Regions from separate parts of the Homo sapiens genome. Here all the other regions are linked to region 1. Evidence: chromatin loops called from intact Hi-C (ENCODE). Cell type or tissue: HCT116. All regions are shown on one strand. Region 1 has its middle 63 kb from the start of CLDN18. Region 2 has its middle 240 kb from the start of IL20RB-AS1. Region 3 has its middle 350 kb from the start of SOX14. Region 4 overlaps LOC105374126 (a long non-coding RNA gene).

The links. A loop is a pair of places that touch in the nucleus more often than their neighbours do. Peaks named below come from ENCODE experiments on the same cell type or tissue, not always from the same donor. Only the 100,000 strongest peaks of a DNase experiment are listed, where the experiment ranks them.
Region 2: it touches region 1 in a loop (10-fold over the local background); 3 of 110 quality-filtered maps call a loop at or near these places.
Region 3: a loop joins it to region 1, with 4 times the contacts of the local background. A loop is called at or near these places in 2 of 110 quality-filtered maps.
Region 4: it touches region 1 in a loop (9-fold over the local background); 10 of 110 quality-filtered maps call a loop at or near these places.

The regions. Positions count from the first base shown.
Region 1 is chr3:137,942,758-137,950,757 of GRCh38, reverse strand. No RefSeq gene overlaps it. Among named protein-coding and RNA genes, the nearest start is that of CLDN18, 63 kb to the left of the region's middle. RefSeq lists enhancers at 1,581-2,249, 4,057-4,558. In HCT116, a CTCF peak has its summit at 4,201 (motif pointing right); a DNase peak (open chromatin) is centred at 4,197.
Region 2 is chr3:137,214,170-137,222,169 of GRCh38, reverse strand. No RefSeq gene overlaps it. Among named protein-coding and RNA genes, the nearest start is that of IL20RB-AS1, 240 kb to the right of the region's middle. In HCT116, a CTCF peak has its summit at 4,237 (motif pointing left); a DNase peak (open chromatin) is centred at 4,241.
Region 3 is chr3:137,406,527-137,414,526 of GRCh38, reverse strand. No RefSeq gene overlaps it. Among named protein-coding and RNA genes, the nearest start is that of SOX14, 350 kb to the left of the region's middle. In HCT116, a CTCF peak has its summit at 4,727 (motif pointing left); no DNase peak of the experiment used is centred here.
Region 4 is chr3:137,706,123-137,714,122 of GRCh38, reverse strand. LOC105374126 (a long non-coding RNA gene) reads left to right here. Exons shown (of 3, transcript XR_924533.2): 1 at 1-409. Among named protein-coding and RNA genes, the nearest start is that of SOX14, 54 kb to the left of the region's middle. In HCT116, a CTCF peak has its summit at 4,919 (motif pointing left); a DNase peak (open chromatin) is centred at 4,862.

The DNA.
Region 1 (8,000 bases):
TCACAGGAATCCAGGCATGGAAGGGTGTGGTGAGCAGAATGTTGGCCCCTGGCTTTCAGACTCTGGTGTTATGCCATGGGGTGAAACATAATTAAGGTTATCAATCAATGGACCTTAAAATAGGGGAGATTATCCTGGATTATCTAATTGAGTCTAATTTAATCATATGAGTCCCTAAAAGCAGAGAACTTTCTTTGGCTGGTGGCACAAGAGGAAGGCCAAAATGGAAGTCAGAGAAATGTGGCAGGAGAAATCAGAGCCAGATATTTGAAGCATGAAAAGAATTGCATATGCTATTGCTGTTTGAAGGCGAACGTGGCCCTGTGACAAGGAAATGGGGACTTCAGTCCTACAACCACTAGGGACTGAATTCTGCTAACATCAGTGAGCTTGGAAGAGGACCTCGAGCTCCAGATGAGAATCAGAGCCCCCTGATTTTAGACTGGTGAGACCCTGAGTAGAGAATTCATCCACACTGTGTTGGACCTGTAGAAACCATCTATCCATTCACACTGTGTTGGACCTATAGAAACCATCTATTCATCCACACTGTGTTGGACCTATAGAAACCACCTATTCATCCACACTGTGCTGGAGCTATAGAAACCACCTATTCATCCACACTGTGCTGGAGCTATAGAAACCACCTATTCATCCACACTGTGCTGGAGCTATAGAAACCACATATTCATCCATACTGTGCTGGAGCTATTGAAACCACCTATTCATCCACACTGTGATTGACCTATAGGAACTGTAAGATGATAATTGAGTATTGTTTTAAGCCACTAAGTTGGTGTAATTTGTTACAGCAGCAATAGGAAACTGATGCAGAGGGTGTAATTCTCCTGAACCAGAAGTGTCACTAGCCATTCCTCATGAGTCTTCCAAACTGCCCTTTGCTATCCTGGCACTCTGGTCAGGTCTCTACTGCTATTCCATGTCAACATGCAGTGTAGTGGTTGTGTTTGCAGGCTTCAGAGCCAGACCACCTGGGTTTAAATCCAGGAAATCCAGCACAGTGGTATGATCTGGACAAGTTTTTAAATGATCTGTACCTTAGTTTCTTCATTTGTAACATAAGGATAATAATAGCACCACCCTCACTGAGTTGTAGACAGGATTAAATAGTCAGTACGTGTAAAGGGCTTAGAAGAATGCTCGGCATGACATCTAAATAGGCCCTCACTGATAGCTGCTACTACGACTGCTAGGACTTCTATAGTTATTCATCTTGAGTCCCACTCCAAAGCCCTCAGTCATGAAGCATGAGAGAAGACCTTCCTCAAGTTTCTACTTATTAATTTTCCAAACTTCTCTGAAAAATGCTCTGTTTGCATTTCTGCAAGCTAAGGATGTTCCTTAGAGACTTTCAGTGCTTTCTGATGTCTGACTGGAGAAAGATAGTTTCTTTCCTGGACCCATTACCATATTTCCAGCACAGGCATAATTTCAGATACTGTGGCTAGGAACATAATTTGGAATTTCTTTACTACTCACTGGCTGTTTGATTTCGGACAAGTTAACGTTTCAGAACCTTAGTTTTCATATGTGGAAGCTGAAGATATTAAATGCAGTGAGAATTAAATGAAGTAATGTAAAGTGCCTAGTACAATGATTTTAAGTAGAAGATATGATTATTAGTGTCATTTCCAGGAACAATTTTTGAGGTTAACTCTAAGTTTTGCCCTAAGCTGAGCCCTGGGGCACTGTATCCAAGAACCCACTTTTGGGCAGGGGAATAGCCTCTGGACCCATCTCCCTCCTAGGGACACACAGCTTGTCAGGGTTCCTCTTCATTTAGCCTGCAGATAGCCATTGCCATCTGAATTTCACAGCAGGAAGTTGATCTAGATAGCCTTTGCCAGCAGTAGACCCTTTTAGGTGCAAGTTGCCCAGTGTGAGATCCCTAATCACCTTCTTTGAAGATGAGGATGATGGCTCAGCTGCATGTAAAGACCTCTGTGGGTCAATGTGCTTGCTTTAACATTGAGTATTTTGTTGCCACTTTGTTCCTTCTGTCTTCAGATGCCAGTGAGGTACTTCTCCAGCATTAATAAGCACATAGTGAAACTTGAGTCCCAGGGTCAAGTAGGATTAAAATTGAGTGACTTTTGGCTTCACTACTTGTGCACTTGCTGGGCTGGGCTGCACCAAGCAGGCTGGAGCTACTTCTGCAGAACATTGCCTTAAAGTGTCAGGAATAAACAGGCATGTGCCTGGCGGATGTTGACTCGCACTACCACATTCCCTCTTTCTAGCTCTCCTTGATGGTGGAAGTGTCTGTGGTTCTGACAGATGGCACAGCGCTGGGGGATGCCTGGGGATAGTGCTACTCCCCCATTTCTGTGGGAAGCCAGCCCAGGAATTCCTCTTCATCTGACCTGGTGTGGATGTCTGTGAGGTTGGAGCTCTCTGACAGTGGTGCCTCTCATCAGAGGCTGCTTGATTCCCTGTCCCATCTCTACTTCTCCACCAGCTATGCTTTCTACAAATGCATGTGTCTCCTCTGGATGGGACACTGCTTCTCAGGCTTGTTGTTGGCCATCAGTGCCAGGCTCAGAGTAGATGCAGCATTGACAAGGGGAATATGTGAGTCAGCAGAGCCCAGTAAGCAGCCTATAAACCAAGCTGGTGCCCTCAGGGTTTCCAAAGGTGTAGCTGAGCTGCTATCAAGAGTCCTGTCAAATTGGGAAGAACATGCTGACAACTTGTTTTAACATAAGTACGTGCTCTGCATTGGGTCTTTCCCATGTTCTTCATTTGTGCCATAGAAATTCCTTCTTTCACCTTTAAACAACTTCAAAAATATTCCTAATATAAATGCATAGCTTTTCTTAAAATCCTGACAATTTGGCTGGGCACAGTGTTTCATGCCTGTAATCCCAGCACTTTGGGAGGCTGAGGTGGGTGGATCACAAGGTCAGGAGTTCAAGACCAGCCTGGCCAATATGGTGAAATTCTGTCTCTACTAAAAAAAATACAAAAACTAGCCAGGTGTGGTGCTGCACGCCTGTAGTCCCAGCTACTCGGGAGGCTGAGGCAGAAGAATCACTTGAACCCGGGAGGCAGAGGTTGCAGTGAGCCGAGACTGCGCCACTGCACTCCAGCCTGGGTGACAAAGCAAGACTCCATCTCAAAAAAAAAAAAAAAAGAAAAAAAATCCTGATAATTTTATAAAAACATTACTGCATTTATTGACTGTCTACACTTGCCAACTCCTTTACACACTATCTCACTGAATCCTCACAAACCCAGGTGAGACAGTGCTTCTCTCAGCTTACAGATGAAGAAACAGAAGCACAGAGGATTAAGTAAGTTGCTCAAAATCACACAGTTAGAAATTGAGGTGCAGAAAAGTCAAGAAATGTGCCCAAGGTCATGTAACTCTTAAATGCTATCATGGGGGCCTGAACCGAGGCCACTTCCACTCACACTTCATTGGCTCACTGGAATCACGTGGTGATGCCTGACTTCAAGAGGGGAGTGAATGCAATTCTGCTATGAGCCTGGGCAGTTTCCTTATAGTAAAGAGGTTATGGTAATCATTACATCTATTTCATAGGAGTGTCATAAGAATTCAATGAGTGATTGCATATTAAATGCTTGGCACAGAGTTAAGTCCTTATTAAATATCAGCTGTTAATATTCTCCCTATGGGATGAGCAATTTGACATATGCAACTGTGTGGATTTATTTTCCTTCTGCATAAAGTTGACTAAATGTCTCCTAAATATTAGACCATGTGCAAGGTGGTTAGGGCTATGAAAATGGACAACAAAGGAGCCACTGTATAGCAAGGATAAGTTGAAAGCTGTTTTAGTTCTGATTCCCAATCTTGGTACATGCTAAGATATACCAGAGAGGATTCTGAAATCTTACAAAGAACATAGAGTTTGCCTACCAGTTTTGGCTTATTTTATGTCACTGACACCTTTAAGGTATTGCCAAGTTTGTGATGGTAGTTGTGAGATTTATTTATTCTCTGTTTTAAATTAGACATTTATCCCACAGTTCACCTAATGTTTGCATTTTTCTTAGTTTGCCCTTCCCTGTGGCATCCTAATAGGATGTGACAATACAGCTCGCCTGTTACATGGTTGAGTTCTGAAGATTGCATTTCATGTTTCCAGGAAGCCTTCAGGCCCCGGGGCTACTTTCTTGGAGGAAATCAAATCATCTTATGACCACTAGAGGGCAGTAGCAACTTACGGATGCAATAGGACAAACAATCCCCCCTTCGCCCCGCCCCCGCAAAGGTAAGTTGCAGATGATCGGCTAAAACTGGCACTCATTTAACAGATGAGGAAACTGAGTCTCAGGGAGGGCAAATTGTTTTTTCAAGATCACACAAAAGATGAGTGGTAGGTTTGCATCTGGAAGCTGATTCAAAGTTTGAAACTTAATTACAAATGCTACCGTAAAACAGAAAATCAAATTTAGGCATCAGAACTTAAAGAATTTGTAGTAGATGAAAAATAGTCATATCGCTGGCAAAAAAGGAAAAAAAAAAGAAACAAACAAAAGAGAAAAAAGAAAGTGAAGACTAAATATTTTGCTTATTCTCATGCGTGCCTAGAAAGGACATCCTGGGACTCCACCACTGGTGAAGAAAATCTTAACAATCTAGGGGAAGAGGCTGTTACCAGAGCAGCATCTGAAAGCCAGGACATTGCAAGCGAAAGGTGGCTTCTGGAGGGGAGACTTGGTAGGGAGTCATCCTAGTAGTTATAGGTTATCACAGGCCTAGAATGATCAGGGATAAAGGAACCCACACCTACATTCCAGGCTGGCATCCCTGGACATTCAAGAAAGGTTCAAGTTAATGCCCCAGCCAAAGCTCTGACCATCTTAGTGCTATGATGAGAATATGATTTTAAGGCAATATCGTTTTAGCTAGAGATCCAATACAGTCATTGTATAACATAGCTGAGTCTCCTCCAAAGTGGACAATTTTTCCCTATGAGCAACCTACACCTGGGAAATGCTTAGCCAGGATCCATCTGTATCAATTAGAATTAGATCTGGCTATTAAAAAACAGAGACCCAAGGCCTGGTGTGGTGGCTCACGCCTGTAATCCCGGCACTTTGGGGGCTGAAGTGGGCGGATCACCTGAGGTCAGAAGTTTGAGATCAGCCTGCCAACATGGTGAAAACCCCTGTATCTAATAAAAATATAAAAATTAGCCGGGTGTGGTGGCAGGCACCTGTAATCCCAGCTACTTGGGAGGCTGAGGCAGGAGAATCATTTGAACCCAGGAGGCAGAGGTTGCAGTGAGCCGAGATCACACCACTGCACTCCAGCCTGGGTGACAAAGTGAGACTTCATCTAAAAAAAAAAAAAAGAACAACAACAACAACAACAACAACAACAAAAACCCAGAGACCCAAAATAGCAATGATCCAAATAAGACAGAATTTATTTGTGTCTCTTGAGGGTCCAGAGACAGGGAATCAAGGGAAGGTATGTAGCTCTGCTTCACAAAGTCCTCAGAGACCTGGCCACCTCCATCCTGTTGGTCACACATGTGGCCTTATTTGCACAATCACCTCATGTCCCAGGAGGGCTATAGCAGACTCTGACATCATGTTGCATTCTGGTCATTAATGAGGAAGGGATGAAGAAAAGGATAAAGGATAAGTAGCAGTCATCTATTTAGGAAGATTAGGTTCCTGGGAATGTTATGTGAAACATCTGCCCACAATTCATTGATTAGAGCTTGGCCACATGGCCATGACTCCTGCAAGGGAGGCTGGAAAACATAGTGTTTATTCTTAGCGATTACTCTGCTCAAGTAAAAATTATGGTTTTAGTATTATGAAAAAAAGGGAACATGGATATTGACGAGTAGTAACTGAAAATCTTTGTGCAGTAGACCTGGGCATGAACCACCCAGATTCCTCTTCAATGAAGGACTTGCTTTCTGGGTGTACCAGGAAGTGTGGTTAGCAGGTGACTGTCAGTTGTGAGTACCTTCAAGGGTTGGCCTCAGCTGTAAATAGCTGAGGTTACAACTTCCCTAACAGCCAACATCCAGTGATTTAACAAGGTGGCAGTATAAAGGCCCAACATTTCCAGCCCAATCAGACCTGCATTGTAAGCTAATCCTGCTTTCACCCCTTCCTTTCAAAGGTATTGGTCCCCAATGAGCACCTTACACCTTAAATTTTGTCTCCCCATCTGCTTCCAGAGAACCCAAGCTGGAATGGTTGGTACCAGTAATGGCTGGTTAAAGAGTGTCGGCAATGAGATACCGTTTTGGAGTAGGATTATTCACCACCTGTCTGTAGTGAGGAGCTTATCACTGTTGGTGGGTGATCACAGACAGCATCTGGTATAAGATGGAGGTCCAACTGTTAAACAGTGGTGAATTGGGGGTATTGTACAGTGGAAAGGAATATACTAGCAGACAAGATGTGTCAGGCTGTTTGAAAGGTATGAAGAAACAGGAGCTCTAAGGGTAACAGTATTGGATAGCTATTGCTAAGTGCCAGTGATAGCCTACACTAAGATAATGAACAGTGCAGGACAAGTAGCAGGCAATTGAAAGGCAGGTGTGAAAGCCAAAGAGTCTCCTTGGTTATATACAAAGAAGCCCCCTTGTCTTGCTTGAAGAACAAGAGGAAGCCAAGGATCAAGCTTAGAACCTTATAGGTTCAGTGGCTGAATATCAAAGAAAGTTAAATGTCCACTTAAAGCAGATCTGTTATGCCGGAGTTAGGGCCCTGATTAGGAAATCCTAGGACTCTGACACATGAGATAAAGACATCTGGGCAATGCTTCTAAGCATTTTGGCTTCCTAGACTGCCTTGAAACTTCTGAGGCTGCAAAAGTGGCTGAACACTCTCTGGTAAGTGCTAGCACTCCTCTGTGCTGGAAGAGGATGCAGACACCTCTTCTCCAAAAGGCAGTGGGTACCACCCCCTCAGAATCCACTCCTACTTCCCCTCTTGGGGATTAGGCCTATAAGCAGGGTTGGTCTCAGTACATCCCAGCTGAGAATGTGCTGGTCCTGATAAGGAAGCAAAAATATTCTACTTTTAAAAGGCTGCAAGATGTAGTCAATGTATCCTGGGACTACATTCTGAGAGTGTTTGATCAGGGGGCCCAGAACATAAATTGAATAGGGAAGACTTTGTTGACTTGGAAGTACTCTCCTGACATTCAGGATTTAACATCCTGGCAAGGACCCCTGACTAAGTAAGAATTTGCTACTAGGATGGCTCCTGGAAGCATGAAAGAAGCAATGCACTATGCTTAGAAAAGTTTAAATGCCAGAATTGCGTTGGCAGATGGTGGATAAAGGGATTAAACAGCTCAGGAAAGTGGGCATGCTAGAATAGGTATACTTTGCACAGCTGGAAGGCTAGCCAAATGGCTATGTTCCAGCATATTCTTTTTGGTCTTCTTAAATGAGGCCACATCATTTAAGAACAGCAAAAGAAATGTGCTGGTGAGGGGCCTACCTGAGGGTGGAGGGTGGGAGGAGGGTGAGGATTAAAAAACTACCAGTCAAGTACTATGCTTTTAACCTGGGTGATGAAATAATCTGTACACCAACCCCTTGCAACACACGATTTACCTGTATAACAAACCTGCACATGTATCCCTGAACCTAAAACAAAAGTTAAAAAAAAAAAAAAAGAAATGCATTGGTGAGAGGGCCTTTGGCATCACTAAGATGTTCAGTGGTAGCTATCCCCTATAGGCTGGAGCCGATGATAAAAGATGTTATAAAATTTGACTCACTGATGGCAATGGGGATGATAGGACCGTAAAAGAGCTGTAGTCAGGTTGAGGTGCTTAGTCTCCAAAATATGGGGGAATTACAGTCATTGCAACAACCAGTAAGGTTAGAGTGGAAGCCAAGAGGACGTGCTCCACAGAGGGTTATGGAGATGGTGAATTGAATATGGTGTCCTAAGAGGTTAAACGAATGGACATCTGACAAAGGTACTACTTAGCTTGTACTAGCAGCATAAATCAAAGATGGATAATT
Region 2 (8,000 bases), 730 kb after region 1:
CAGATGATCCACCTGCCTTGGCCTCCCAAAGTGCTGGGATTACAGGCGTGAGCCACCGCACCCGGCCGAATTTTTTATTATATATTTGAATATATATATAATATATTTGAATAATGTAATATTCAAATATATTCAAAAGTGACACATGGCAGCACTGAAGCCCCCACTTTTGTTTCTCTTGCCTGTGGCAGACATCACTCACTGATCACAGCACTCTTTAGCACTGAGCCAGAGCTGAGCCTCAGAAGCCTTCTCAACACAACTCACTAGGGAAGCACATGAAATCTGTTGGCCATATCCCTGATATAGAGCAGGCCACCAGTCAGGATATTGATATACACTGCCACATTATGAAGAACAAACATGATGGCAGAACAAGTACCCAACCTATCTCTCTGCCCCTTCCCTCAGCTTGTTTTTAACCTTCTAATTTTCCCTTTTCAGAGTTTCTACACAAACCTATCTTTTTTAAGGTGTTCTAAATCTGTGTTCATTTTTATCACTGGGCATCCACCCATCCACTCTCCCTCTCATGGGTATATGACAGTTAAAGACACATTTATAAGAATTGATTTTAGCCTGGAAGTCTGAAGACCTCACTTTAAATCTACCACATCTCAGCTGTTTGACTTTAGGTGAATTAAATTACCTCCTAGAGTCCATTCTCTCATCTACAAAAAGAGGATAGTTGCAGCAACTTCTTCATATGGTGATTATCAATATCAAGTGAAATAACATAAAAGACCTTGTACATTACATGGAATGCAATGGATACCCAACAAATGTTAGATTAATCTGAGGAAACAGAAAGTCTAGATATTTTAAGACAAATTCTCTACCAGAGAATTGAAGAAGTGCCCCAATCTACCATATTACAGCTATTTAACACTCTCTCTTGGAACCCAGAGTCCTCTGGGACCTCCCTGTTCTTTGAGATTTATGTAAAATTAACCTGAGCCCCACCCTGCAAAGCCACAGCCTTTGGAAGTCCTAAGCACTTCCTATGGCCTCAGTGGATTCTAGGGGCTCATGATCTCAGGATCTCCCCTCCCTCCTGAGCTCTTATGCCCTCACGTGTAGAATCTGCTCAGTATCTCTTCAGACCAGATACAAAGCTTAGATCCTTCCTCATCTGCCACAAAAACGTGTGTGTGTGTGTGTGTGTGTGTGTGTGTGTGTGTGTGTGTGTGTGTGTGACTGTGTGTATGTATATGTTCCACAAAAAGTTTCTGGGAGCAGCAGAGCCCTTCAGTCTTCCGGGTTATCACTTACCTGGCTGCAGCCCCCAATAATGTGGTTATCCATCTCCAGCCTCTGCTGACATTCTGCCTATCCTAGAGCACTTAAGCAACCTCCTGCCAACTGTTTCTCATGTGCCACCCTTATCTGGTTCACAGTGGACACTCATACCCTTTTGTTCTTGTAGGTTCCAGGATACATGTGCAGAACATGCAGGTTTGTTACATAGGTAAACATGTGTCATGGTAGTTTGCTGCACCAATCAACCCATCAGCTAGGTATTAAGCCCCACATGCATCAGCTATTAGTCCTGATGCTCTGCCTCCCCCTCCCCCTCCCCACAGGCCCCAGTGTGACACTCACACCTTTTTAACCCTGACTATCCATGGGAGTGAAGGCTGATCCCAACGTGCATTTCAGCCAGCCTGAACTTTTTCAATTTCTTTTACATTTCTCAGATGTAGACTGAGAAATTTGAAGCTCAGGCCACTATCTTCCCCAAGCCCCACTCCTACCCCCCTCCAATTTGCAAGAAGCTTCCTTGAAATCCAGTCTCTCTTGAAATGAAGGGGTTCTATTTCCAAAAAAAAAAAAGAAGAAATGGCTTCATCAATATCATTGGTTTCACAAGCTCTTCCTGAACTTTACCACACCCTTATCAAGAAATACAGCCGTTTCCTCTCTTTGAAATTAGGCAAGCCTTTGTGATTGCCTTGACCAAAAAAAAAAAAACCTGATAAAAGTGACATTGCATGATTTCTAAGACTAGGTCATAAAAGGCTATATGGCTGCCTACTAGCTGTTGCTCTCCAGGATTCTCAACCTTGGCATCCAGCCACCATGTTGTAAGGAAGCCCAGGCTACATGAAGAGGCCATGTGTAGGTGTTCCAGCTGACAGGCCCAGCTAAGATCCATGTCAACTACCAGCATCAACAGCCAGACTTGTGAGTAAGCAAGATATGATTCCAGCCCTTTCTTCAAGTTGCCCCAACAGATGCCAAGTGGAGAAGAAAAGAGCAATCCCTGCCAAGCCCAGCTCCAACTACAAATTCATGAGCAAAATAAATGTCCTTGTTTTAAGCCACTCAGTTTTCAAGTGGTTTATTTTGCAACATTAAAAAACCAGACAAAGTTTACCCATCAGCTGCTAGAGATTATATAAATGTTGACACCCTACACTTCTATACTAATTGGTTAGTCACTAACCAGTCCTGAAAGTTAGAAGTCAGTTCTCGGGCACCAAAACACATTCCAGCCCCTGAAATCCAAGGGCCAGAACCGCAGTTCATGAATTCATTATCTGACCCATGCTAGTTGGGATTAACCCAACCCTTAAAAACCAGATAAGAGTGGCCCCCATGCCCTCTCAGAGTCCTTTCTGGCTCCATGCTCCTGTTTTTGTTGAATTAGTTCTATCAGTGGGTAATTTCTATGACTAGCATGTGCTGGTAGAGAATAGAAGTCAACCTCTTTCTCTGATATTTGCAAGACTATTCACACAAGTCTTAGTCTAAGAATCAGGCATTACTGGATGTTTGAGCAAACTAAAGTGATTTATAGTACAGAACTAGATATTAGATTTCAGATATCCCTATTCCTTTCAGCCATCCATTATGGCCACCCCATCCCATAATAAGACCTGAATATCTCCAGATTTTTCTCTTTCCCCTCTCACCTTCAACATTTTCCCCTCCTCATGCTCTCCTTCCCAGTTGCCCCTAAGAATTCCATGTCCAAACATAGCACTTTTCCTTCTGTTGTATAGGTCAGTAGCTCTCAACTTTGACCATGTATCAGGGTCACTTGATGAGCTTGTTGAACACAGATCACTGGGTCCCACCTCAGTATTTTTTTTATTTAGGGTCTAGGATGGGACCTGAGAAGTTGTATTTCTAACAAGTTATTGGATGATGCTGATGCTACTGTTCTGAAGACCACACTTTAAGAACAACTGGTGTAGATTCCACTTCTCTCTAGCCTTTAATTTCAAACTTGTCCCAGGTCTACCTTTGCTCATCAGCTGATCAGAAAAATGCATCCATTCAGTTAGTGGCCTAAAGGATGCTTGATAGCATTCAGAAATCATTTCTGCTCTCAAAGACAGTTATAGTTTTAATTATGATGAGGTCCCCCCTCTGGTTAGTTAGTCTGACTGGTCCAAAGCTGGTTCTACCAATCACTAGTTGTGTATCTATGGACCACAGTATTTAACTTCTTTGAGACTAGTTTCCTCATCTGTAAAACTGCAGATGATAATGCTTACTCCTTAAGATTGTATGAGCATTAACAGAGTTAATGTATATAAAGTATTAACCTGTTTCTGGGCATACAAAAAAGATACTCCATGTTAGTTATTACTTATTTGTTCCAGAAATCGTGACCAAACCCCTGCAGTATTTCAGGACCTTGCTAGGGATTGGGATGAGGGATGAAGAAGTTGAGGCCCCTTATTATTAGGAAACCACATAATAGGAGAGAGGAGGGGCAGTAAACAAACACAAGTTGTCAGGTTTATGCCAGAGATGAGTTCTTGAAGCCCTCTCATAATTCAAGACTAATTGCTCTTAGAAATAAATGTAAAATGGAAGCTGCAATCTAGGGGCACATAAATCCACAAACATTGTAGAAAAATGTGCTCTAATGCTGCTTTTTATTTTCTTAGCATTAGCTCTAATATTTTGCAGAAGGCTTGTTATTACATTAATAGCATATCATGGCAGTTGCTAGGTCTCCCTTGTAGTATTTTATCACCTCTAACTTCCATTCCAAAGTTATTGATTTTTCTGGAGTGTTTTTCGTCACTTGTGCAAACGTTATCATCTAATAAATGCTTAGATGGCTTTGTTAAATTATAAGAAATGAATGTTAAAATAACAGGACAACAACTACCAAATTTCACTCACAGAAGTTCAAGCGCCTTTGAAAACAACAGAAGGGTCACAAAAAATGCTGACCCCAACAGAGACCAATAGAGATCCAGTTTGACCGCTAAAGTGGCGCCGCCATGTGGCAGCAGCAAAAATATTTGCAATGTGCTGGGTCCTCCAGTCTGTGATGGCTATTTTGGTTTTAGTTGCTCCAGTTTTCATTTTGGAGGAGCTACACTACTTCACATTTTGTGCTTAAAATGAAAATTTGTGTTTTTATGTTACACTATTTCAAATCCATCAATCAGGTTCCCATGAAATGTCTGTGCTCTGTAATCACAGTGATCTGAAAGAGACACGGTTGGAGACATTAAGAGAGTTGAGGAGAGACCAACCCTGGCAGGATCTGCTCCCAGCATGGGCAATTCCATCCTCTCTTCCTGCAGCCTCTCCCTTACAGGTGGGTTCACGTTTGCTGCCTCTGTTACTCTCATAAGGCAGGAACCCTTCCTGCCCAAACAAAAGCAATGATCCCAGGAGGTACATCTTGTCATGGACTGCAGTCTGCAGCCAAGATCTAGCTCCTGATGGCTGAGACAGTCCATCCCACAGGAATTCATGGAAATTAGAGAAAAACATGCATCCTTTCAAACACTTAAAGGAACAGCAAAAAAATATTTAAAGTGGCTACACCTTTTCTGGTTAAAATATAGCCAGCATGACTTGCTTTTAAAAGAATGAAATATTTGTGTATGTTTTGGATGAAGGTTTAGGATTATGATCCAGAACATTGTCAATTATTTAGTAACCAAAATTAGAACAAATCAGACAGGACTCCAGAAGTTACATTTTAGAGGAGTTAGCAGCTGCCTTTCCATCAATGCTTTATATTTTTCTTTATTATTATACTTTAAGTTCTAGGGTACACGTGCACAACGTGCAGGTTTGATACATAGGTATACATGTGCCATGGTGGTTTGCTGCACCCATCAACTCATCATTTACATTAGGTATTTTTCCTAATGCTGTCCCTCCCCCAGCGCCACACCCCCCCGACAGGCCCCAGTCTGTGATGTTCCCCACACTGTCCAAGTGATCTCATTGTCCAATTCCCAACGATGAGTGAAAAAATGTGGTGTTTGGTTTTCTGTCCTTGTGATAGTTTGCTGAGAATGATGGTTTCCAGCTTCATCCACGTCCCTGCAAAGGACATGAACTCATCCTTTCTTATGGCTTCATAGTATTCCATGGTGTATATGTGCCACATTTTGTTAATCCAGTCTATCATTGATGGACATTTGGGTTGGTTCCAAGTCTTTGCTATTGTGAATAGTGCCACAATAAACATACGTGTGCATGTGTCTTTATAGTAGCATGATTTACAATCCTTTCGGTATATAGCCAGTAATGGGATTGCTAGGTCAAAAAGTAATTCTAGTTCTAGATCCTTGAGGAATTGCCACACTGTCTTCCACAATGGTTGAATGAATTTACACTCCCACCAACAGTGTAAAAGCATTCCTTTTTCTCCACATCCTCTCCAGCATCTGTTGTTTCCTGACTTTTTAACGATTGCCATTCTAACTGGTGTGAGATGGTATCTCATTGTGGTTTTGATTTGCATTTCTCTGATGGCCAGTGATGATGAGCATTTTTTCATGTGTCTGTTGGCTGCATAGATGTCTTCTTTTGAGAAGTGTCTGTTCATATCCTTTGCCCCCTTTTGGTGGGGTTGTTTTTTCTTGTAAATTTGTTTGAGTTCATTGTAGATTCTGGATATTAGCCCTTTGTCAGATGGGTAGATTGCAAAAATTTTCTCCCATTCTGTAGGTTGCCTGTTCACTCTGATTGTAGTTTCTTTTGCTGTGCAGAAGCTCTTCAGTTTAATTAGATCCCATTTGTCAATTTTGGCTTTTGCTGCCATTGCTTCTGGTGTTCTAGTCATAAAGTCCTTGCCCATGCCTATGTCCTGAATGGTATTGCCTAGGTTTTCTTCTAGGGTTTTTATGGTTTTAGGTCTAACATTTAAGTCTTTACTCCATCTTGAATTAATTTTTGTATAAGGTGTAAGGAAGAGATCCAGTTTCAGCTTTCTACATATGGCTAGCCAGTTTTCCCAGCACCATTTATTAAATAGGGAATCCTTTCCCCGTTGCTTGTTTTTCTCAGGTTTGTCAAAGATCAGATGGTTCTAGATGTGCGATGTTATTTCTGAGGCCTCTGTTCTGTTTCGTTGGTCTATATCTCTGTTTTGGTACCAGTACCATGCTGTTTTGGTTACTGTAGCCTTGTGGTATAGTTTGAAGTCAGGTAGCATGATGCCTCCAGCTTTGTTCTTTTTGCTTTGGACTGTCTTGGCAATGCAGGCTCCTTTTTGGTTCCATGTGAACTTTAAAATAGTTTTTTCCAATTCTATGAAGAAAGTTACTGGTAGCTTGATGGGGATGGCATTGAATCTATAAATTACCTTGGGCAGTATGGCTATTTTCACAATATTGATTCTTCCTATCCATGAGCATAGAATATTCTTCCATTTGTTTGTGTCCTCTTTTATTTCATTGAGCAGTGGTTTGTAGTTCTCCTTTAAGAGGTCCTTCACATCCCTTGTAAGTTGTATTCCTAGGTATTTTATTCCCTTTGTAGCAATTGTGAATAGGAATTCACTCATTATTTGGCTCTCTGTTAATGGTGTATAAGAACGCTCGTGATTTTTGCACGTTGATTTTGCATCCTGAGACTTTGCTGAAGTTGCTTATCAGCTTAAGGAGATTTTGGACCGAGACAATGGGGTGTTCTAAATATACAATCATGTCATCTGCAAACAGGGACACTTTGACTTCCTCTTTTCCTAATTGAATACCTTTTATTTCTTTCTCTTGCCTGATTGCCCTGGCCAGAAGTTCCAACATTACATTGAACAGGAGTGGTGAGAGAGGGCATCCTTGTCTTATGCTGATTTTCAAAGGAAATGCTTCCAGTTTTTGTCCATTCAGTATGAAATTGGCTGTGGGTTTGTCATAAATAGCTCTTATTATTCTGAGATATGTTTCATCAATACCTAGTTTATTGAGAGTTTTTAGCATGAAGGGCTGTTGAATTTTGTCGAAGGCCTTTTCTGCGTCTATTGAGATAATCATGTCGTTTCTGTCATTAGTTCTGTTTATGTGATGGATTAGGTTTATTGGTTTGCGTATGTTGAACCAGCCTTGCATCCCAGGGATGATCATGGTGGATAAGCTTTTTGATGTGCTGCTGGATTCGGTTTGCCAGTATTTTATTGAGGATTTTCACATCGATGTTCATCAGGGATATTGGTCTAAAATTCTCTTTTTTTGTTGTGTCTCTGCCAGGCTTTGGTATCAGGATGATGTTGGCCTCATAAAATGAGTTAGGGAGGATTCCCTCTTTTTCTATTGATTGGAATAGTTTCAGAAGGAATGATACCACCTCCTCTTTGTACCTCTGGTAGAATTCAACTGTGAATCCGTCTGGTCCTGGACTTTTTTTGTTGATAGGCTATTAATTATTGCCTCAATTTCAGAGCCTGTTATTAGTCGATTCAGAGATTCAACTTCTTCCTGGTTTAGTCTTGTGAGGATGTATGTGTTGAGGAATTTATCCATTTCTTTTAGACTTTCTAGTTTATTTGCGTAGAGGTGTTTATAGTATTCTCTGATGGTAGTTTGTATTTCCGTAGGATTGGTGGTGATATCCCCTTTATCATTTTTTATTGCATCTATTTGATTCTTCTCTCTTTTCTTCTTTATTAGTCTTTCTAGTGGTCTATCAATTTTGTTGATCTTTTCAAAAAACCAGGTCCTGGAGTCATTGATTTTTTTTAAGGGTTTTTTGTGCCTCTATCTCTTTCACTTAGTTCTGCTCTGATCTTGGTT
Region 3 (8,000 bases), 540 kb after region 1:
ACAATTTGGCATGTTTTTGCAGTGGCTGGTACCGGTTGTTCCTTTCCATGTTTAGTGCTTCCTTCAGGAACTCTTTTAGGGCAGGCCTGGTGATGACAAAATCTCTCAGCATTTGCTTGTCTGTAAAGGATTTTATTTCTCCTTCACTTATGAAGCTTAGTTTGGCTGGATATGAAATTCTGGGTTGAAAATTCTTTTCTTTAAGAATGTTGAACATTGGTCCCCACTTTCTTCTGGCTTGTAGAGTTTCTGCTGAGAGATCTGCTGTTAGTCTGATGGGCTTCCCTTTGTGGGTAACCCGACCTTTCTCTCTGGCTGCCCTTAACATTTTTTCCTTCATTTCAACTTTGGTGAATCTGACAAATATGTGTCTTGGAGTTGCTCTTTTCAAGGAGTATCTTTGTGGAATTCTCTGTATTTCCTGAATGTGAATGTTGGCCTGCCTTGCTAGATTGGGGAAGTTCTCCTGGATAATATCCTGCAGAGTGTTTTCCAAGTTGGTTCCATTCTCCCCGTCACTTTCAGATACACCAAACAGATGTAGATTTGGTCTTTTCACGTAGTCCCATATTTCTTGGAGGCTTTGTTTGTTTCTTTTTATTCTTTTTTTCTCTAAACTTCTCTCTTCACTTCATTTCATTCATTTCGTTTTCCATCACTGATACCCTTTCTTCCAGTTGATCGCATTGGCTACTGAGGCTTCTGCATTCGTCACATAGCTCTCGTGCCTTGGTTTTCAGCTCCATGAGGTCCTTTAAGGACTTCTCTGCGTTGGTTATTCTAGTTGTCCATTCGTCTAATTTTTTTTCAAAGCTTTTACCTTCTTTGCCATTGGTTCGAATTTCCTCCTGTAGCTCGGAGTAGTTTGATCATCTGAAGCCTTCTTCTCTCAACTCATCAAAGTCATTCTCTGTCCAGCTTTGTTCCATTGCTGGTGAGGAGCTGCGTTCCTTTGGAGGAGGAGAGGTGCTCTGATTTTTAGAGTTTCCAGTTTTTCTGCTCTGTTTTTTCCCCATCTTTGTGGTTTTATGTACCTTTGGTCTTTGACGATGGTGACGTACAGATGGGTTTTTGGTGTGGATGTCCTTTCTGTTTGTTAGTTTTCCTTCTAACAGACAGGACCCTCAGCTGCAGGTCTGTTGGAGTTTGCTAGAGGTCCACTCCAGACCCTGTTTGCCTGGGTATCAGCAGCAGTGGCTGCAGAACAGCGGATATTGGTGAACTGCAAATGCTGCTGCCTGATTGTTCCTCTGGAAGTTTTGTCTCAGAGGAGTACCCGGCTGTGTGAGGTGTCAGTCTGCCCCTACTGGGGGTTGTCTGTCTCCCAGTTAGGCTACTCGGGGGTCAGGGAACCACTTGAGGAGGCAGTCTGCCCGTTCTCAGATCTCAAGCTGCATGCTGGGAGAACCACTACTCTCTTCAAAGCTGTCAGACAGGGACATTTAAGTCTGCAGAGGTTACTGCTGTCTTTTTGTTTGTCTGTGCCCTGCCCCCAGAGGTGGAGCCTACAGAGGCAGGCAGGCCTCCTTGAGCTGTGGTGGGCTTCACCCAGTTCAAGCTTCCCAGCCACTTTGTTTACCTAATCAAACAACTAACTTGGCAATGGTGGGCGCCCCTCCCCCAGCCTCGCTGCCACCTTGCAGTTTGATTTGGGACTTCTGTGCCAACAATGAGCGAGACTCTGTGGGCGTAGGACCCTCCGAGTCAGGTGCAGGATATAATCTCCTGATGTGCCGTTTTTTAAACCTGTTGGAAAAGTGCAGTATTAGGGTGGGAGTGACCCGATTTTCCAGGTGCCGTCTGTCACCTCTTTCTTTGACTAGGAAAGGGAATTCCCTGACCCCTTGCACTTCCCGGGTGAGGTGATGCCTCACCCTGCTTCGGCTTGCACACGGTGCGCTGCACCCCCTGTCCTGCCCCCACTGTCTGGCACTCCCCAGTCAGATGAACCTGGTACCTCAGGTGGAAATGCAGAAATCATCCGTCTTCTGTGTCGCTTATGCTAGGAGCTGTAGACTGGAGCTGTTCCTATTCAGCCATCTTGGCTCCTCTTCTGTCATTTATTGTTATACCAGCATAAATACCATGTTTGCTTCTTATAATAGCTAGCACAAGGTTGCCTCATCTACATAAATTTAATGTTTCAAAAAATTTTTAAAGTATTATCTTTATTAAAGAAAACTTGAAAACAACTTTGTATATACTTTTATAATGATACTATAATATTAACATCATTATAAACATTTATACTTGTTATTACAGAAATGTGCATAAACACACTTTCAATGGCCAGGTAATATTCCATTAAGAGTTGGCACCATTTCTGCAGTTAGACATTTAGTTTGTATAATTGGCATGTACTATTTTGGTCTGCTGAACATCCTTTCCTTCTTCTTCAGGTAATTACACCCTCTTACCCAACCTTCTCTTTGGAAAATTGTCCTTCCTTTTCCTCACATGTTGTTCTGATAGTACCAATCATAGCACATTGGCTCCATCCTCACTAATTGGAAGGCATATGTCTCAGGCCAGGTAATCATAATTCCTGTGGTACTTTGGACCTAGTACCAAGAATTCCCTTGTGACTTTGGTCTTTCCCACATTATATCACCTAAGATACATATGCTGTTAGTGACAGAAACCCTAACTAGCAATGGTTTTAACCTTAGGGGCCTTAACGTTTATGTACTTTTTATTAAGTAAAAAAATAACTTTTATTGAGAAAGTAAATGTTAATGCCCCTAAGGTTAAAACCATTGTGTTCCCCAAAAAGATATGCTGAAGTCTTAACTCTCAGTATGTATGAGTGTGATATTATTTGGAAATAGGGTCGTTGAAGATGTAATCAAGTTACTATGAGGTCGTTAGGGTGGGCCCTGATCCAATATAACTGGTGCCCTTATAGGATGAGAAAAATGACTTGGAAAGACAGAGACACCTAGGAAGAATATCATATGACAACAGAAACAGATTGGAGTGATGCAGCTGCAAGCCAAGGAACAACAAGGATCAAAGGAAGCCACTATAAGACAGGAAGAGGCAAAGAAGGATTCTCCCCTACAGATTCTCCCTTTGAGAGAGAGCAGTGCCCTGCTGACACCTTCATTTTGGACTTTTAGCTTCCTGGACTGTGAGATAATAAATGTCTGTTATTTTAAGGAACCCAGTTTGTGGTACTTTGTTGTGGCAGGCCCAGGAAACTAATACAGTAATGCATTAAGGTCTCACAAAATCCCCAAGAAACAGAAAAGAAAACCTGTTGTTATAAGTACATTGAGATAAACTGGTCATTGAAAGCAGAGGCCACAAAAGCTAGTATTCATTCATTTAAAAATATTATTTAAGCTTATTATGTGCTGGGAACTGCAAGGTGGCAAAAGGCAGCATGACCCAAATAATGCAGTGCACAAACTTTGCTATAAGTATTTTTTTATTTTATTTTTTTATTTTTTTATTGTGGTTTTTAACAGGTGTCACCATTTATTGAATACTTATTACATGCCCAACCCTATGTTTATTCTTTTCAGGACATTATCTCAGTCAGTTATCTCAACAACCCTGTGAAACAGTACTGTTATGCTGATATTCCACATTGCTAACAAAAAGGAAACTGAAGGTCTCAACAAATGATTCATTTTATGTCTTGTTAAGTTAGAACTGCAAATGCAAGGGAACCTAGTGACAGCCATTGGCACCTCAGTTTTTGGGAAAAGCCCAGATACATCTCCATGCTTCATAATTAATATAATTGATCCATTTGATCCATCTCAACGCATCAAAGACTCACAACAAACTTCTCTGCCTGCTGTGGGCGTGGCCCAGGACTTTGTGTTCTGCATGTCCCACACCATGGGATCACAGTCTGTGTCCACAGTCAGTCATTCTGACAGCAGACTCCACAGCAAATTCCTTTTGCAGGTCTGCATGGGGACCAAGCCTCCCTCACTTGCTGGTCAATTGAAGTTTATAAGGGTTCCGCAGTTTATAGTGGCATGAATAATAGAGTCTGAAACCTTCCAGTCCCCAGTGATTACGTAATGCAGATTGTGGTAAATATTGTCTAATATACATAGGTATATGAAAGCAACAATTAAAAATATACTTTGAAGTAAAAAATGTCTCAAGGTGTTTATGCTTTAGAGTTGAAGGATGCCTACCAAGCTGTGATACAGCTCTAATAGAAGATACTAATTGGAGTCTCTCCAAAATGGGTTCTCTATTTAAATATGACTTGGAAACACTACATAATAGAGGCTCTTTAAAGTACTGCTCTCAAGAAACCAATTTAACAAAGCTTAGCTCAGCATTTTCCGTGCTTGTTTTCACTTACTTAGATATGTGTGTCTCTCTCTCTTTCTCTGAATTATGTGAATTATATATTAAGGTCCTTTAGCACAGTGTTGCAGGACATTAGTTATGAATTACTAAGTTAAAGTGCATTATAAAAGTTTCCCTAAGATGCTCACATGAAAATAATGAGCAAGATAATGGTGGGGAGCATTCTAGGAAGAAGGATCTGACCACACATTGCAAAATCTGGGTAAAGGTTCACTGGGAGGAAGATGGGTCCTTAATGATATCCAACAGGTGTGACCATATTATTTTTGTTACAGAATTGTAAATAAAAATCATCCCACGTTATGACATTTTTGTAACTTATGGTCTTGAATTTTAGCAACTCTAAAAATTTTTGAAAAAATACTATTTCTGTCTTAGAAAGGAACTCCTTAACTAAGTATACTGCCACCACCTGGTGTAGGTGTCTCACAGCCATGGGTTCCAAATGATAAGGCATAAACCAAAGGCTTAGTTGAAGTAAACACAAGCACTTCTTCCCCATTTAATATTGTGTTAGTCCGTTTTCACACTGCTATAAATAAATACCCAAGACTGGGTAATTTATAAAGATAGAAGGCTTATTTGACTCTCAGTTCTACATGGCTTGGGAGGCCTCAGGAAACATACAATCATGGTGGATAGGGAAGCAGGCACCTTCATTACAAGGCAGCAGGTGAGAGAACTGTGTGAAGGAGGAACTGTCAAACACTTATAAAATTATCAGATCTCATGAGAACTCACTCACTATCATGAGAACAGCATGAAGGAAACCATCCCCATGATCCAATCACCTCCCTCCCTCAACACATGGGTATTACAATTTGAGATGAGATTTTGGGTGGGGACACAGAGCCAAACCATATCAAATATTAAAGATATAAGTCTTAGTTAATATAATTTAGTGAAAACTGTTCAACTAGGCAGTTCAAGGGGGGTTCACTGAGGAGGTGGCAGTGGAGCTAAGCCTCGAAGGATGAGTGAGAGTTTCCCAGTAGGAGAAGAGGAAAGAACATATTTAAAGGCACAAAGGCCTAAAAGATGACAGCAACCTCAGAGACCAGTAATTAGCTCTGTAAGGTTGAGGCATGGATTGGTAGGAGTATAGGATGGGGGTGGACAATGGGAATGAGGCTGAAGGGTAGGTTGATGTAAGCTTAAAAAACCTATTATAGGATCCAGAGCCACCATTGAATTGGCTGTGTGATCTTTGTTTATGTGTCATCTACCTTTTGAATTGGCTATGTGATCTTTGTTTATATGTCATCTACCATTTCCAGACCTCATATATTTAGTTAAAAGCACAAATTTTGGAGACAGATTCTCAGGCTTTAACACATATTCATTCTATGATCTTAGACCAGTTACTTAACCTCCCTTTGCTTCAGTTTCAACATCTATAAAATAGATGCAACACTGTTGAAAGGAATAAATGTAGTAATACATGTGCTTGACACAAGATAAACATATGTCAATGTTTGTAATTGTTATTGATGATGTTATTGCATTATTATTATCATTATCTTCATCATTTGAAAGGATATGCTGAGATAGTATATGGGAATGTACTTGGTAAACCAAAAAGCAGAATATAATTATCTTGCCAAATAATCTGTTCAATATCTTGTGTATCAGTGGATCTTCATCAAAGCTGCCTGCTGGACCACCACAAAGGTCCACACAGATAGTGCAATGCAAACATCCAGAGGCACCATTCACTTAAATCCGGAGCGATGGAAATGTTCTCAGCATTGGTTGGAGTGTTGGTCACACACGTATATACGTATGTCCAAAAGCTGATAAAACTGTTCACTTAAGACCTGTGTATTTAAAAAAAAATTAATCACAGCTTAGAGCCATAAGCACTTCCTGGAAGTTCAGGCTTGTTTCAGATCAAAGCAGCCTCTGGGCTGCTCACTTTGAGTGGCTATCCTCATGACCCTCTGGTGCAAAGACCTTAAATGACCTTTTTCCCTCCATTTCTACCAGTTCTCTATCTCTCCAGGCAAAGAAATGAAGTAGGAAAACCCATCTTTTTGTTCCTAGGTAAGAAGAGGTTTGGCCCAACCTATTCCTTTGAATCTCCCCTCTTTTCACAGTTGACTGGAGGTATTTAGTCTGTCTCACTCACCTTAGGACAAGCTTTAAGTTCCCAAATTGTCCCAGGTTTCAGGATGCTTTTTTGAAAAGCCCATTTCTCTTATAAAAAACAACACCTTAGAAAATCCAAGAAATTTATTTTTAACAGATTTTTAAAGTACTCTAAATCACCAATACTTCCCAGCAGGGCACAATGTAAGACTCGGCCATCATTATCAGTCAAGGTACTGGGTCTGCAGTGAGCCGGGCACTGAACAAAGTATGAGGCACAAATTCAGGACGTTTTCTGGGCTAAGCCCCTGGTGGGCAGGAGCCCTGTCTGGCTAAATTGCTTTGTGCCACACAGAAGAGAAGAAACGAGTGGTTTTTTATATTAGTGATGGCTATGTGCTCGTTGCAGGCCTACAGAAGTGAGCAAAGGCCAGAGTTGTCTGCGGTGTTTGACAGAAGGTTTTCTTGGGGCTAACTGAAGACCTAAATCCTCAAGCAGGCTGAAATTTCCTAGCAAAGGAATCATGGAAAAAAAGACAAGAATTGCCTCTGAGCTCCAAATGCCTCACAGAATTCACATTGATTTGTTTATGATTCTTGAAAGACACACCATCAACTCCTAATGGTTCCAGAACAACAACTGGGAAGAAGTGTCAGTTTTAGAGAGGTGTGGGTAAGCAGTTCCCCACACCCAAAGCCCCAGAAGAAGCCCACTGTTCCTCTTTTCATCTACCCAGCCCTCTTTCATCCAAACTGCATTTTCCTGACTAAACCCCAGTGTGTTTGAAGAGAGATCACCAAGCAAAACAGCTGTGTGGGTCTTCCTTTCTCCGCTTTTCTTCTCTCCCTCTTCTCTTCTCTCTCCCTCCCTCTATTTCTCTCTCTCTCTCTCTCTCCTCTCCTCTCTCTCTAAACCTTTTACACTGCAGTTGAACAAGCCCCTGGATAAAGACTTTATCCAAAAACCCCCTCTTTAAAGTTATTTCAAATTTCTCTGCAAGGCTTTCAGAAATCTGTTTGTTTGAGGGCAGAATTAGATGTGACCGGCGTTTTATTGTGACATAAAACCATATTTCTTCCCTGGAAGATTAAAAAATAAAATCGGTTAATAAGAAAAGCTGTCAGCAACAGAAAATGGCTGACATAATCCGTTTATCCTCCGAGCAATAAAGATATTGGTCCTTGGGAGTCTATCCTCTCTCTCATGTTATTTCGCCCAAAACATTATCTTCCCAGCATTCTGATGGATTAAGAAGTCATATGGGAGATAGCAGGGAAATGACAGATACAAAAAAATATATAATATCCTTTCATTTCCCCTCCTCCCTCCACACTCACTCATATTCCCCCTCTCCTTTTCTCCCTCCCCCAACCCAAAACACACACACTTTATTTTCTTCTCTTTTCCCTCTCCCTGACACCCTCCCATTTTTCTCACCCTTTGGAAAGAAATAGATCTTCCTTTACCCACAATCCAATACTCTGATAATCCTAATAGGGGTGATGATGCAAAGTGGCTCCAAAGTCCATTCCTGCAGTGTGGGTGTGTGTGTGTATGTGTGTGTGTCGGTGTG
Region 4 (8,000 bases), 240 kb after region 1:
AGAACAAAATCGGGCTGCCTGAGCTAGCAGTAGCAACCGGTTGGGGTGCCCTTCTGCATTGTGAAGGCTTTGTTCTTTGGCTCTTTGCGATAAATCTTGCTGCTGCTCACTTTTTGGGTCCACGCTGCCTTTATGAGCTGTAACACTCTCTGTGAAGGTCTGTAGCTTCACTCCTGAAGCCAGAGAGACCACGGGAAGGAACGAACAACTCCAGACGCCCCGCCTTAAAAGCTGTAACACTCACCGCGAAGGTCTGCAGCTTCACTCCTGAGCCAGTGAGACCACGAACCTACCAGAAGGAAGAAACTCCAAACACATCTGAACATCAGAAGGAACAAACTCCGGACACGCCGCCTTTAAGAACTCTAACACTCACCGCTAGGATCCGCGGCTTCATTCTTGAAGTCAGGTGAGACCAAGAACCCACGAATTCCAGACACTATCAAAAGGTAGATATGGAGGAGTCTCTAGCATTTTCCTTGATCTTGGTGACTCCAGGGATAGAGCTCTGTGCCCTTTTGTTTGTAAACTCTTTTGTTCTGCTTGATGGATTTTTTTTTTAAGGTCAACTTTATGGTTGCTATTTTCAAATCTTCCTCATAAAAATTCTTCTAGTCTGGGATACTTGGCTTCCAATCTAGAAGGGCTGTGGATTTTCATTCATTGTTGTGTCCTCTGTGCGTAGTAACTGGTAGAAGCTTCCTGATACCTATGTGAAGTTACACAAACATGTCTGGATTTATACAACACCAAGACTGCAATTGTAGAACAAAAGAGATGCACTGAAATGTACACTTTACAGGGCTAGTGTCACTTCCCTAGACTCCATCTGTATATCATGACAAGTTTATTGGTCTGTAGATACTTAAATGTGCCTTTTTAAAAAAAATGTTACTTTAAGTTCTGAGAAAAGTGTGCAGAATGTGCAGGTTTGTTACATAGGTATACATGTGCCATGGTGGTTTTCTGTACCTATCAACCCGTCATCTAGGTTTTAAGCACTGCATGCATTAGGTATTTGTCCTAATGCTCTCCCTCCCCTTGCCCCCACCACCCAACAGTCCCCGGTGTGTGATGTTTCCCTCCTTGTGTCCATGTGTTCTCATTGCTCAGCTCCCACTTATGAGTGAGAACATGCGGTGTTTGGTTTTCTGTTCATGTGTTTGCTGAGAATGATGGCTTCCAGCTTCATCCATGTCCCTGTGAATATGCCTTTCTACTTTTCAAAAAATTGGCATAGTATTTGTTTGTCTTCATTCTTCTGGCCCCCATTTTCAATATTGAAAATGGTCCTGAGATGCAGCCTGCCTGTCTGTAATGCAGGATTTGGAGACCTGAATTCAAGTATACTACATGATTCAGGGCTTCGTTATTTCATAACTCAATGCTAGGGACAATTACATTGTGATGTTTCTTTTTGTCCACTTGCCATTTGAAGAGCATTCTACATTCTAATTACTTGGATATAAAATAGACAATGTGATAAAATAAAATAGTCCACTGTCTAAATAAAATTGACTAGTGTGGAAAGAGTTAGGAATGGAGACTGAAAAAAGTCATGTTTCCAGCTGTCTTTGGCCATGAAAATTTCTCAGTAGGATCCATAGTAATCACATCATGGAGAATGGGTTATCCATCCCTTCAGGCATTTATCCTTTGTGTTACAAACAATCCAATTACATTCTTTGAGTTATTTAAAAATGTACAATTTAGTTATTATTGACTATAGTTACCCTGTTGTGCTATCAAAGAGTAGGTCTTATTCTTTCTGTTGTTTGTACCCATTAACCGTCCCCACTCCCTACCTCCCAAACTCCCAGCTACCCCTCCCAGCCTCTGGTAATCATCCTTCTAATCTCTATGTCCACGAATTCAATTGTTTTGATTTTTAGATCCCACAAATAAGTGAGAACATGTGATGTTTGAATTTCTGTGCCCGGCTTATTTCACTTAACATCAATGATCTCCAGTTCCATCCATTTCATTGCAAATGACAGGATCTCATTCTTTTTTTATGGCTGAATAGTACTCCATTGTGTATATTTACAACACTTTTTTTTTATCCATTCATCTGTTGATATGGTTTGGCTGTGTTCCCATCCAAATCTCATCTTGAATTGTAACTCCGACAATTCCCGCGTGTCATGGGAGGAACCCTGTGGGAGGTAATTGAATCATGGGGGTTGGTCTTTCTTGTGCTCACACTAGTGAATAAGTCTCATAAAATCTGATGGTTTTAAAAAGGGGGAGTTCCCCTGCATAAGCTCTCCGTCTTTGCCTGCCGCCATTCACGTAAGACGTGGTCCTCTTACTTGCCTTCTGCCATGATTTTGAGGCCTCCCCAGTCATGTGGAACTGTAACTCCATTAAACTTCTTTCTTTTGTGAATTGCCAGTCTAGGGTATGTCTCCATCATTGATGTGAAAACGGGTTAATACATCTGTTGATGGACACTTAGGTTTCCTCCAAATCTTAACTATTGTGAACAGTGCTGTAACAAACATAGGAGGGAGTGCAGATATCTCTTCAATATATTGATTTCCTTTTTTGGGGGCATATACCCAACAGTGAGATAGCTGGATTGTATGGTAGTTCTATTTTTAGTTTCTTGAGGAACTCCAGACTGTTCTCCATAGTAGTTGTACTAATTTACATTCCTGTGAACAGTACATGAGGGCTTTCTTTTCTCCATATCCTTGCAAGCATTTGTTATTGCCTATCTTTTGGATAAAAGCTATTTTAACTGGGTGAGATGATAGCTCAATGCAGTTTTGATTTCCATTTCTCTGATGATCAGTGATGTTGAGCACCTTTTCGTATGCCTATTTGCCATTTTATTTTGTTCTCTTTAAAAAGACTCCCCAATATGGTGTAAGCTCCTGGTCTCTAAGATCTACCTGGCTAGTTTTTCTTTTTTCCTACCATGTCATATTCTGCTACTTCTCTATTCTTTAGTCATTTTTGTCTTTATATCTCCTTTGAATTATGTTATCTCTGGCTTCCATTCTAGTTATTACTATAATTATTATTGTTTTCAAACTTGTAGTGGTGTGGCTGATAGAGCAAAATGTTACCTTTTTTTTTTTTTTTTCCAAGGAAGAGAAAACGCCATTTAAAAGACACCCATATCCACTGCTTCTTTGACTAGGGAACATCATCACCTTTTCTTTAAACATTTGCTCAGAATGACTTGGGTGGCCTTTCTAACTTGTCCATTTATTCAACAACTATTCACAGAGTTCTTCCGTATGCCAAGCCCTCTGTCACCTGGGGTGACAGAGTGAATGAAGTGAAGCTAATCTTTATGAGCAGAGGTGGAAACTAAGCAAGGTAAATAAATAAATAATGATTTTTAAAAAAAGAACACAGAGATGTGATAGGTGGGTAGGGTGGGGCCACTTTACATGGTAGGATGTGTGTAGCCTGATGAAGGGGGAGGTGAGATTTAAGATGAGAAAGAGTCAGCCATGTGAAAAGCATCCCAGGTAAAAGGAATTTATTATGATAGCCTGGGAGCAAAAAGAGGTGGATATTCTAGGAACTGGCCCAAGACTGATGAGGCTAGAATCCAACAAGGGGCGTCACAATGATGTAAAATGTGACAGAAATATGGGGCCAGTTAAATCAGAATGAGACCATATTTGTAGCCCCAAGGTGTCACATGGGTTATACCTGTTACATAATTAGTATCTCACACAAGAATAGCTAACATTTAATAATGACTAGCGGCAAATGAGCACCTCATGACGTGTCAAGGGCTGTCTTAAAAGTGTTAAATTTTTTGAATCATGTATCTTCACAGCATCCCTATGAGGCAGGTAAAGTCATCATCCCCATTTTGCAGATGACAAGACCAAGGCACATAGAGATTGAATAACTTGCCCAAGATCCTAACCAGTGAGATTCAGACCTTTTCAGTCTAGCTCCAGTGCCTGCCCTCTCAATGACTATGTTTTATGCTACGATTTCTGAAGGGCAGGTCAAGCTAGCTGCAGGCAGGCAGCTTGGGACACAGAGGGCTTCTTGCAGGGGGAGGTACTGACAAGCTGCTGGCAGGAGACAGCCTCACTGCTCATCAGTCTGGGGAAAAGGGCAGATTGTTACAGCCAAGCCACAGAAATCCGGGAATGGTGGCTAAGGGGCACAGTGGGTCAGAACCAAGAGAGTAAGTAAGCTGGATCAAACTGAGGATCCAGAAACATTCAGCTGTGAATGCTCATCTTTGTAAACCAGAAGACTATATCAGCCACAGCATGGAGAAAAAAAAAAAATAGAGCCTGTGAGTGAGCACAGAGCCGGGAAAGGAGGCTGGGTGTTCTGGGCATAGCAGGTGGACATTGACTCACTTTCATTATTTCATTAGTTTCATTAGAACAAAATTAAAGTTCTAATGAATGCATTATGCATTAAAGTTTTTTTACTACATAGCCAAAATAACACTATTTTATTTAACAAGTAAATAATACTTCTAAATAACATACATATTCACATTTCCCTAATTATCCCCCCTCCCCCAAATTAAAGTAGCTTTGTCCAACCCAGGACATAACCCAGGACCATACATTATATCTGGATGTTATATTCCTCAAGTGTCTTAATCTCTAGACCAGTTCCCTTCCCCATGATATTATTATTTTGAAGAGACCCAGATCAGTGTCCTGCAAATTGTCCTATTTAGATTCATCTGGATATTTCTTCCTGGAAATCATTAGCTTGTTCCCATATCTTTTGTATATTCTATATAGTTACATTTAAAAACTTGATTCAAATTAAACGTTTCTGACCAGAATATATCATAGATGAGCTTTGTTTTTTCTTTTCCTTTTTCTTTTTCTTAAGGATTACATGTGGACATGCATGCTGTTTATTCTTTGGCATTGCCCCGCTGGAGATCAAGGCACTAATTGCCATCTAGTGGCAGCATACCCCAAATGCAGCTTCAGATCTTTGGAGGGGTAAAGATACTTCTGAGATATTGAACCTGTAGATTAAATCATAGTGTAATTATGGCAAGTGATAGGCATATATTAAGCTCTGTCATCAAATCTTGCTTCAAAATCTTTTCTGGCCTTAGGCACCCTGAGTCTTCATGAGAACGACAAGTTCCATTAAAATTCCATCTGGCTTCTGCTTCCTTCCTCTGCACCACCATCTCCAGTCTCTCCTTCTCCATCCTCTTTCCAACACCCCTGTTCTTACTTCCAAATTTATTCTCCTGCTTCCAATTCAGGATTATTCAAATATTAACCTAAACCTTTCTCTTTGGTTGTAAATTATGGATATGTCTTCTGAAATTTAAGAAAGATAACATGCATCAGCACTTAACCTTTGATTGCTGTTAGTAATTAATTTTTCCCTTGGAGTACATATCTTTTTTTTCAGTTCGGAAATTCATGCAAGTTGGAATTACTGAGATAAAGGAATTCTGGATCCATAGGGAACATTTGTCCAAATCCACACCCAGTCTTTTCCCTGTTTAAATGTACTTCTCATGCTGTTTTGCATGTGTACATATATGTGTTTGTTAGAGCAGAAAAATCCCTCCACTTTTGGATTCCTGAGAAGTGCAGGAATTTCCAATTGATTAATCTTTGTCAGGACATACTATTTCCCTTACCTGGGCCCAGGACCTAGGGACCCTGTGGAGAAGGCTATTATGGGAAGTTCATAGAGAATTAGACTGAAGGATGCTCTGGCTAATGAGCCTGACCCTGGGACTCTGTGGGCCTCCATCACCGGTACCTCATAATGACATTTGATGGATGGAGTGAAGTTGCCAGGGGACTGTTTTGCTATGCTTCAATAAGTACAATCAATTTACAACTGGACCAAAGTTGCTAGTAATACAATAACACCTCTGGGAATAATGTATCTATTAGGAATTTTCTAATTAATTCATAAGGGGAGGGGTCTGACATACAGTCTAGATTAGGGGCAATAGTTAGAGGGACCAATGAGAAGTACGGAAAAAGATGTAGCTGAGGCCAGCCCTTCTCAAGATTGAAGCCAGATAAGGTATCTGTAGTAAGAGATGCTACTATCTTTAGTCCTATGACTACCTCTACCATATACACTATCATCAACTCCTCTTTCTTATCTTTTCAGTTGCCTTTTTAGCCCATTCCTTAAGTATCAGGGTCCCCCAGGTGTTGTTCTCACACCATCTCTTTTCTCAATCTGGACACTCTCTCCAGAGTCTCTTGCTCATACACTGCATTGCCTGAGCATTCTGGTGACTATATTTTCAACTGCCTGCCAGAATTTTCTGATTTGCCCCAGTGCCTTGGCCTCAGCACATCAAAAGCTAAACACATTATTTGTTCTTCCCCAACCTCAATGCTCTGTTTCTTTTGCACTTTCTACCTTGGATAAATGGCTGTATCCTCTACCTGGCTGCCTAAGTGGAGGTCTCTATTGTCATCCTTGCTGCCTCCCACTCCTGCATCCCAAGCTCTATTTTGCTGCTTGTTTTACCCATCGTGGCTGCTCATTTATTTCCACTCTTCTCCTACCGTCCTAGACCATGCTATAACTGTCTCCTATCTGGATTACCCTAATACACCATTAACATAGCCTACAGCCTTTCAGTGGCTCATCATCTTCTCCAGGATTAAGCATTTACCCCTTAACTTGGTATACAGGTTGTTTATGATGTACATTCTGTTTTAATCTCCAGCTTTGCCCCCCCACCCACAAGTCCTTATGCTCTAGCTACATCAAATAATCTGTTGTTAGGATGTCATGATTTGTCATACTCATCTGCTCTTGGATATCCATTTATATAAAATGTCCTTTTTCTCCATTCACCTCTGAATTACTACTTACTTTTCAAAATCCAGCCTCGGTGTCAGCTTCTCTATAAAGTTTTCCTGGATCACTTGTTTCTTTTAGAGTTAAGTGCTTTCTACTCTGAACTACTTGTATGCCCTTTGCATATTTTTATTAAATAATTAGTCGGATGATATTGATACTGCCTACTTATTTTTTTTTGTTTTCTCAGTAAATGTTGAGCTTGAGGGGAGGAACCTTGCTTAATTTTCTCTCTGATACTTCAAATTACGTGGGTTCACTGGAGTTCCTAAGGGGGCCAGGCTAAAAAAGCATCAGAAAAACAAAAAGCATTGGAAGAAGCCATAAAAACTGAACAGAGACAAGATAAGCAATGTATGACTATATAACTATATATATGTATATAACTATAGCACACAGTGGAGGATTCAAGCTTTGCAGTTTTAGTCCAGGCATGTTAACTGACTAATATAAAGAAATCCAACAATTTTTTTTTTTTTTTTGAGACGGAGTCTCGCTCTGTCATCCAGCCTGGAGTGCAGTGGTGCAATCTCGGCTCACTGCAAGCTCCACCTCCCGGGTTCATGCCATTCTCCTGTCTCAGCCTCCCAAGTAGCTGGGACTACAGGTACCCACCACCACCCCTGGCTAATTTCTTTTTTTGTATTTTTAGTAGAGACAGGGTTTCACCATGTTAGCCAGGATGGTCTCGATCTCCTGACTCTCTGATCCGCCCACCTTGGCCTCCCAAAGTGCTGGGATTACAGGCTTGAGCCACCGTGTCCGGCCAAAATCCAACAATTTTCAGATGCAGCCAAATCCAGAATTGCCACAATGTGTTATTTACAATGTTCAGTTTTCAGTCAAATTATGGAAATGCAAAGAAAAAGGAAAGTGTGATCTGTACTCATTAAGAAACTAAGTAAATAGAAACTGTCTTTAAGAGGGACCAAATGTGGGATTTAGCAGACAGACATCAAAATAGCTATCAAAAATATGTTCATAGACTCAAAGAAAAATACATTTAAAAAATTAAAGGAAAATAATTTTAATAAGTGAAATATAAAAATATTATCAGTGAAATGGAATCTATTATGTATCTATCTATGAGCTGAAAGTACAACCACTGAAATGAAAAGTATACCTGATGAGCTCAACAGAAAACTGAGGATGGCAAAAAAAGAATCGGTGAACTTGAAGATAAATAAATG